2 separate regions of the Homo sapiens genome follow, and region 2 is linked to region 1. A link is an interaction called in ENCODE POLR2A ChIA-PET data of the cell type or tissue named here. Cell type or tissue: GM12878. All regions are shown on one strand. Each heading gives the region's core, and the rest is flanking DNA. Links, peaks and the distances in the headings are about the cores only. Region 1 overlaps AHCYL2 (adenosylhomocysteinase like 2). Region 2 overlaps TNPO3 (transportin 3).

The links. Peaks named below come from ENCODE experiments on the same cell type or tissue, not always from the same donor. Only the 100,000 strongest peaks of a DNase experiment are listed, where the experiment ranks them.
Region 2: POLR2A ChIA-PET joins it to region 1 with 5 read pairs; 1 of 35 experiments calls an interaction of 5 or more read pairs at or near these places.

What each region holds. Positions count from the first base shown.
Region 1 is chr7:129,400,415-129,404,808 of GRCh38, forward strand. AHCYL2 (adenosylhomocysteinase like 2) reads left to right here. Exons shown (of 17, transcript NM_015328.4): 7 at 2,965-3,071. Among named protein-coding and RNA genes, the nearest start is that of STRIP2, 32 kb to the right of the region's middle. In GM12878, for the core only: a CTCF peak has its summit at 2,059 (motif pointing right); a DNase peak (open chromatin) is centred at 2,047; H3K27ac peaks cover 355 bases.
Region 2 is chr7:129,022,441-129,026,834 of GRCh38, forward strand. All of the region lies in intron 1 of TNPO3 (transportin 3), which reads right to left. Among named protein-coding and RNA genes, the nearest start is that of TNPO3, 30 kb to the right of the region's middle. In GM12878, for the core only: no CTCF peak of the experiment used is centred there; no DNase peak of the experiment used is centred there; H3K27ac peaks cover 889 bases.

The sequences.
Region 1 (4,394 bases), core at 107-4,106:
TAGGGGTCAGGAATGGGGATGGGTGGAGGTTATGGCCTAGGAGAGGGTTTCCCAACAAGAAGGAAGGAAAATGGCTTCATTTCTATCTGATATACCTGGGTTTCCAGCAGAACTAGATTCTTATGCTACGGGTACCCCAAGAGTATTGAAGCTCTTATAACCTCAGAGTGCCTTAATTATTGGTTCTAATGTTGGAAGCATTTATATTCATTAGAAACATTAAAGCACTGCCCAGGATTCACATGTGGCTGGTTAAAAAACAATAGTAATGAGTTTCCATCCCCTGCTACTGCCTACTTCCCACCCCTTACAACAACCAAAAAACCCAAACAAACCACCCCAGAACTCTGGAGATACTTAGCCTTCTCTCTAGAATCCATATACTTGTAATGTTAGTCAGGACTAGAAAAAAAATAAAAATAATATTCATATAATGAATTTATAGTAAACCTGAAGAGCTTACAAGTTCAAATTTCTTCTCTTTATATTCTTTCCCCACATTAAAAAAGACGAGATGAAGTTTTAGGGTTTTAATTTTTGCTTCATTTTTATTTTTGTTTTATTTTTTAGAAGATCAAGTCTTGAAGCCTCATAGCACATTAGATTTGCAAAGAGGCAAAAAGCTACACAAAGGGCCAGGTGTGGTGGCCTGTAATCCCAGCACTTTGGGAGCCCAAGGCAGGTGGATTACTTCAGCCCAGGAGTTCGAGACCAGCCTGGGCAACATAGGCTTTCTACAAAAAATACAAAAATTAGCAGGATGTGTTGGCATGCACCTGTAGTAGTAGTCCCAGCTACTTAGGAGGCTGGGACTCCTAAGTGGGAGGATCACTTGAGCCCAGGAGGTGGAGGTTGCAGTGAGCCGAGATCACACCACTGCAGTCCAGCCTGGGTGAGAGAGTGAAACCATGCCCCCATCCCAGTGCCCCCCCCCAAAAAAGCTACACAAAGTATAAGGTGCTCCTATTTTGCAAATAATTCTGCCCTCTCCCCTAGGGGGAGGGGGCAGAAATTAGGGAATGTACTGAGAAAAGAATCCCTGAAGCTCTAGTCCAACCATTGCTTGCTGCTGAAGGCTGCAGAGCAGGCCTCACTTGGTGCATGGCAGAGAAGTAGCTTCTTTCTGAATTCTGTGATCCAGGTCACACTGCACCAGGCTTGTTTGAGGAAGCTGGGTTAGAGCTTCATATCCTAAAGGGGTGGGGGAGCAGAGTTGACAGTGGCTGTAAGATGAGTCAGCTCATTCCAACAGTTTTAATAGTGACACAAGGGAGTGTGACTGACAGATGCTGAAGCAGATATGCCAGGGGGTTTCTCCTGGGAATAAAACATTGATTTTTAAAGTCAGGAACCCAGGGAGGACATTAGGATTATACCTGGAGAACTTTTACAAACTGTAGAACCAGCACAAACTGCTAGGAAGGTTAATAAAGAGAGTAAGACAAGGACAAAAACAGTTGTCACCCCAGAAAACAGGACCCATACCTGTTTGGATTCTGTCAAGATTTAGTACTTCTCCTTGCTTCCCAACCTCTGGAAGATTTCCTGATGACAATAATTTTCTGCAGTAGATTTATATGGTGAGAATTATGGGCAGCATTCATTAAGTAAATCTTAGAGACAGCAACTACTGTCTCTAGTGGATAAGAATAGTGAAACTTACAACACAGAGTTTCCAGTTGTTCAATCTCTCTTGTCTCTTATCTTTTCTGTGGAAGGGAAAACTTCATCAGGGATTCCATACATGGAGAATGGGAGAGAGAAACTCAGAAGAGCTTTTTGCTTTCTTGGGGCATCTGTTCTGGGGGTTTCTACTTGTAGTATGGAGCAAGTACAAGAGCTTTGATGAGAGTCCTAACTTGGATCCTGGTTCTCAAGCAAGGTTTGAGTGAGAGAAAATAGGTCAACAGCAAGAGCAAAAGCAAAAAAGAGATCAGGTGGTAGACATGAGGTTGGGGATTTTGTGTACTCTGGGGTCCAGAATGGCAGTTTTGGCACTTATAGTAGAGTTGATAATTGATGAGACTGCAAGATGGGTGCATGTCAGCAGAGGGCAACCCAGTTCTGTGGGACTTTCCAGGAGGATGGGTATAACAATTTGCAGAGTCCTGCTAAACACTTCTGACAGCCTAGGGAAGGACTGAAGTGTCACAGCCTCGTGCCTAACAATGTTCTAAGCTGGTTTTTCTTTAGTTTTATAATTCAAAAGCTTTTCTCTGCTGATGAAAGCTCCAGTGGGCACAGCGTTGTGTTTATCTTTAATCCCAACCTGAAATAGTGATAGATGAGCTGTTCAGAGGCATGCTTGCACACCTACATGCTGCACGGTTCCCTGGTTATTTTTAATTTGGTTTGTACAGAGTGTGAGGTTGTGCTAGGCAAAACCCTACAGTGCTGCCTGATATTTTGGGTGGGAGAGTGCCTATACTTTGGGAGAAGAAAAGGATTAAGGAATACAGTTTTATAAACCATTGTTCTGACAGGGAGACTTAATTATCTGACCATTTATTGATTTATTTTTCTTTTTTTTCTCAAGAGGCTGTGTAAACTGAGGCTGTTTATTTAAACTAAGTCTTGACTGAATATATTTAAAGTCCCTTTAGGCTTTCTGAATACCTATAGTAGATTCAAGATCTAGTGGCCTAGTAACTACAAGTTACCAATCCATAAGAAAATCCTCGGTTAGTTGCTGTATATTTTGATACAGTAGATATGTCACGGGGAGGGTCGTTTGGCTGCGCGAATTACAATTGGCCTTTCTCCTCTCATTGTCTTTTACTTCAATATAATGACTATTTGGCAGATTATTGTATTTACTCTGGCTTTAAGTTACTTTGCATAACCATATGGGAAATTTTAAATATCTGTAAATTGCTAATTAGATTGGGATGCAAGACCCAGAGAAGCACTGAAGCCTTGAGACTTCAGCAAAGTGAATGATGTTATTGATGCTTACTATTGCAGATCTTGGATGATGGAGGGGATCTTACCCACTGGATTTATAAAAAGTATCCCAACATGTTTAAGAAAATCAAGGGCATAGTAGAGGAGAGTGTTACTGGAGTTCACAGGTAAGATTTGACATGGGCATACCTGGTTTTATGCAGTCTAGACATAAAATCTTATAAACACATACCTATAAAACACATGTTAAAAATTGGAGCCTGGGCCAGGCGCGGTGGCTCACGCCTGTAATCCCAGCACTTTGGGAGGCTGAGGTGGGCGGATCACGAGGTCAGGAGATCAAGACCATCCTGGCTAACACGGTGAAACCCCGTCTCTACTAAAAATACAAAAAAATTAGCCTGGTGTGGTGGGCGCCTGTGGTCCCAGCTACTCGGGAGGCTGAGGGAGGAGAATGGCATGAACCCAGGAGGCGGAGCTTGCAGTGAGCAGAGATCATGCCACTGCACTCCAGCCTGGGTGACAGAGCGAGACTCCATCTCAAAAAAAAAAAAAAAAAAAAAAAAAAAAAAATTGGAGCCTGCTATGAGGTAACCACATCTCAGCTTGCTATGAGGTGACCAGATCTCAGCTTGCTATGAGGTGAGCAGATCTCTCTTGTTTTTTTTTTTTAATTAACAACACAAATAATGAACCTAAAATAGTGAGAAGGGGGCAGGTGGGAGAACAAGTGAAGTCCTCATGTTTTCTAGTGATTGTAAACAATTAACTTGTCCTTTTTGGACACATATATTCATTCATTCATTCAACAAATATTTATTGAACTTCTACAATGAATGAGGAACTGCTCTAGATGCTAGGAATCTAGCAGTAGACAAAACAGACAGAAAAAAACTCTGCCATCTTAGAGCTTACATTCTTACATGGAGAGCAAGGATGTAGGGTTCTGCTTCTCAAATGAGTAATAATTCTCTGAGTAAAATTGGAATTATTTCAGTTCAATTTCTGTGATCATTTCTATGATTTATTTCACCCATAAAGAACTAAAAGTATGAAAAAAAAAAGTTGTAGGGAAGTAAATTCTGAACCAGCCACCATCACTGCTTCAATACATTATCATCTTTTTGAATGTACAAAACTGAGGTCAGGAGTTCAAGACCAGCCTGGCCAACGTGGTGAAACCCCGTCTCTACTAAAAATACAAAAATTAGCTGAGTGTGGTGGCGGGCGCCTATAATCCCAGCTACTCAGGAGTCTGAAGCACAAAAATCGCTTGAACCCTGGAGGCAGAGGTTGCAGTAAGCTGAGATCACACCATTGCTCTCCAGCGGGGACAACAAGAGTGAGACTCCATCTCAAAACAAACAAACAAACAATAAAAGCACAAACAGCCAGGCGTAGTCTCATGCACTTGTAGTTCTGGCAGGCAGGGAGACCAGTGCAGATTTAGTGAACATTGTACCTAGTAGGTAATTTTTCAACCTTCAACC
Region 2 (4,394 bases), core at 325-4,324, 380 kb before region 1:
TGACAGAGCAAGACCCCGTTTCTTAAAAAAAAAAAAGAAAAGGTTTCTGAAATGTTGGGGGGTAGGGGAGAAAGACATGAAACTATACATTGAAAGAGTATATCATATACCTAAAAATACCAACGCAGAACAACCAATACTGAGACATAATCTGGTAAAATTAATATACTTAAAGAAAAAGATAAAATAATTTGGACATCTATATAAAAAGAGCAACTGATTTATAAAGGAAAAAATTAGATTATCATCTACTGTGACTTGAACACTTCATGAAAGAAGAAAGAACAGGGTAAAGATGTGCTAAGAAAGAAAATGTGACAAAGATTTTATGTCAAGTCAAACCGATTTTCAATTATAAAGGCCAGAAACTGTTACTTGCAAAAATGTAGATATTATTCCTATAAGCCCTTCCTAAACAATCTGTTTAAAAAATCAAACTGATTAGAGAGAACAAGGCATCAACATAAGGACTGGGGATGAATATTAAACATAGTTTATTACAACAATTAAGAATAAATGAAAGTCGAAAGAGAAGTGGTATGTAATGATTACAAGCTCTGTACAGATACAGTGTGGAAGAAAGGGGAGAGCACATGCAAAACTATGCTTGTTTTTGGTGTATATACTGATAGTAGTAGTGTTAGTATTGTTAGTCTGAGGCTACTGACTAGGTTAATGTGAGACAGAGCTACTGAGTAATTATAAGATACTCTGTCACCTTCTGTGTCCCTCACAACCTGGATTCTCAGTATGGAAGAAAGGAGGTGTAGACATAAAAAGGCTTAAGTTAAAAACTTTATAGTGCTGTAGTTGAAAAGGCAATATCTCTATAAATTCATGAGGTATTTTACCTTTAAGTATTTATACCCACTATTTATATACATACTTTTCTACACTTGTATACATACACGTGTAGATAATTTATATATATTATATAGATATATAAAAATATACAATTCCCTAGCTCTATCCACTGAAAGCCCTAAACATACTGTCCAACTCAGTAACAACTTGCATCCCTAGTGCCTACATTGTAGTCTTTAAATTCAATTTCCCACTAAAAGATACCAATATTAAATACACAAGATGGGCCCATGATACATCCTGTCATACTAGAAAGGACAGAAGACAATAAGACTACTAGAGTCATTTCAAAAGTACTGAGAGGCAAAGGAGGCAACCAGCTGGCCAGAGACAGGACAATTTAGGATTCAGCAAGGGATACAAGGAAAAAACAAACTGGCCACCACAGGCCATTTTTGGTAACAATTACAAGCAGACATAAACTCATTATCTTACAAGGGTAAAAATCACGTATTTATCTTGGTTTTCCTATATAAACTGTACTCCTAAGTAACCTAACAGAGAAGAGTCACTTTATAGAAGTATTCTAATGGCAACAACCACAATTACTTTGGCACCAACCTAACAGCATGTAAGTAAAGAAATAACAGATTTAGAATATTAACACTTCACAACCCACAATTAATGGATTAAGCACTGAACAATAACAGCTAGTTACATCACACACAAAAAAGAATGAGGTGGATTGAAGATAGCTGCGAATATAATGCTAATCCTACACTGAAAGGTAGAATCTACATGCCTTTGAATCTGCACCGGCCTTGATACCTTGCTTAACTGATAGAATATGGCAGGAAGTGACATTCTGGGACTTTCAAGGTTAAGTCAAAGGAATCTTTGGAGCTTCTGCCTTGGTATCCTGAACACTTAACTCTGAGGAAAGCCACTGCCTGTGAAAACTTAAAACTACTCTGCTGGAGAGAATGTGGAAGAGCCCTGAGACTACATGGAAAGCTAGAGGGGCCGAACTGAATCCAGGCTTCCAGTCATTCCCACCAGACTGTCAGGCACGTAAATGAAGCCATCTTAGAACCTCCAGACCAGCCCAACCACCAAATGGATGAAAACTGAAGGAGCACAATCAGCATCCTGGATGCTGATTTGAGCCCGCTCAAATTCCTGATCAACAAAGTTATGAGATACAATAAAATGGTTTTTATTTCAAATCACTTAAGTTTTGGGGTAATCTGCTTCACAGTGGTAAACAATTAGAACCACCAGAAAACCAAACACTATATGCCTCTTGATGAAAGGAGATACCACAATAACAAGGGAATCAAATCTGTGCCTCATTGAGCCTCTAGATCCAGCAGCTAATTTGCCGGAAAAACAAGGGAGAGTAGAACTGAATCATGACAATAAAATCAGCAAAATCCACTGTGGGAAACTCTATAGGTCAAATGGCCCTGATACTTCAACAGATAAATAACCTACAGAGGCCAGGTGTGGTGGCTCACACCTGTAGCCCCAGCACTCTGGGAGGCCAAAGCAGGAGGATCACTTGAGGCCAGGAGTTTGAGACCAGCCTCTATGAAAAATTTTTGAAAAATCTGCCACGTGTGGTGGCATGCCCCTTAGTCCCAGCTACTCAGGAGGCTGAGGGGAAGGATCCCTTGAGCCCAGGAGTTTAAGGCTGCAGTGAGCCATGACCACACTACGCACTCCAGCCTGGGCTACAGAGTGAGACAGTCTTAAAAATAAAATAAAACAACAGAGAGAACCTGCAGATTAAGACACTCAAAATACATTATATAAAAAAACAGGCCGGGCGCAGTGGCTCACACCTGTAACCCCTGCACTTTCGGAGGCCAAGGCGGGTGGATCACCTGAGGTCAGAAATTCGAGACCAGCCTGGCCAACATGATGAAACCCCATCTCTACTAAAAATACAAAAAATTAGCCGGGCGTGGTGGTGGGTGCCTGTAATCCCAGCTACTCAGGAGGCTGAGGCAGGAGAACTGCTTGAACCCGGGAGGCAGAAGTTGCAGTGAGCCGAGATCGTACCACCACACTCCAGCCTAGGCAACAAGAGTGAAACTCTGTCACAAAAAAAAAAAAAAAAAAAAAAAAAAAAAAAAAAAAAAAAAAAAAAACCAGCTGGACTCAACTATGAAGTGTGAGATTGCCCACTAAGCCACTAAGTATAAAACCATAAAGAAACACAAAGGATTACTATAAAAGGACAGTGGTTACCTTTAGAGGGAGGGAAGCGGTTATGTCAAATGGTACAAGAAAAGCTTCTGGAGCGGAATGGCCAGTAAAGTTCTATTTCTTTTCTTTTTTTATAAAAATGGGACAGGGTCTCACTATGTTATCCAGGCTGGTCTCAAACTTCTGGGTTCAAGCAATCCTCTTGCCTGGGTCTCCCAAAGTGCCAGGATTACAGGTGTGAGCCCTGTGCTCAAAGTTCTATTTCTTGACTTGGGTGGTGGTTAAAAGGCCATCTGCATATAGTAATTCACTAAGCTACACATCTGCATTGTGTTTCTGTGTTTACATTTAGAAAATAAAACAGAACAACAATAAAAATCCCAATGTAGGCTGGGCGGAGTGGCTCACACCTATAATCCCAGCACTTTGGGAGACCAAGACTGGTGGGTCACCTGAGGTCAGGAGTTCTAGACCAGCCTGGCCAACATGGTAAAACCCCATCTCTGCTAAAAATGCAAAAATTAGCTAGGCTTGGTGGTGTGTGCCTGTAGTCCCAGCTACCCAGGAGGCTGAGGCAGGAGAATTGCTTGAACCTGGGAGGGGAAGGTTGCAGTGAGCCGAGATCATGCCATTGCACTCCAGCCTGGGCGGCAGAGTGAGACTCCGTCTCAAAAAAAAAAAAAAAAAAAATTGTGCAGAAACTAAATGACAGAAAACACCAACCATATCATTCTCAATTATCTGTACTTCTGACTTTAAACATTTCTATCTCCTTAAAAGTAGAGACCTCAAAAATGAAGGGCAGAAGCAAAAAAACAAAACAATTACTTGCCCCCAGGCAAACCAGTAATCTTAGAGGTAGAGATGCAAAACTGGTTAACTTGGAGGGTAGGGATGCACAGGAGATTTATTTTTCAAGCTCCTTTGATGACGTTTGAATTTTTTTTTTTTTTTTTTTTTTTTTGAGAGGGAGTTTTGCTCTTGTTGGCCAAGCTGGAGTACAATGGCACAATCTCGGCTCACTGCAACCTCCACGTCCCAGGTTCAAGAGATTCTCCTGCCTCAGCCTCCTAAGTAGCTGGGATTACAGGCATGTGCCACCACACCCAGCTAATTTTTGTATTTTTAGTAGAGACAGCGTTTCACCATGTTGGCCAGGCTGGTCTCAAAACTCCTGACTTCAGGTGATCTGCCCGCCTTGGTCTCCCAAAGTGCTGGGATTACAGGCATGAGCCACTGCACCTGGCTGTTTGAATATTTTTAAAGTGTCTTTTGTAATTACCTGTTTATTAAAAATAACTTGTACTTTATATACAATTTTTTAAAAAAGTGATACAGATCTTGCAAAATGTTTTTTGACAGGGCCTCTCTCTGTCACT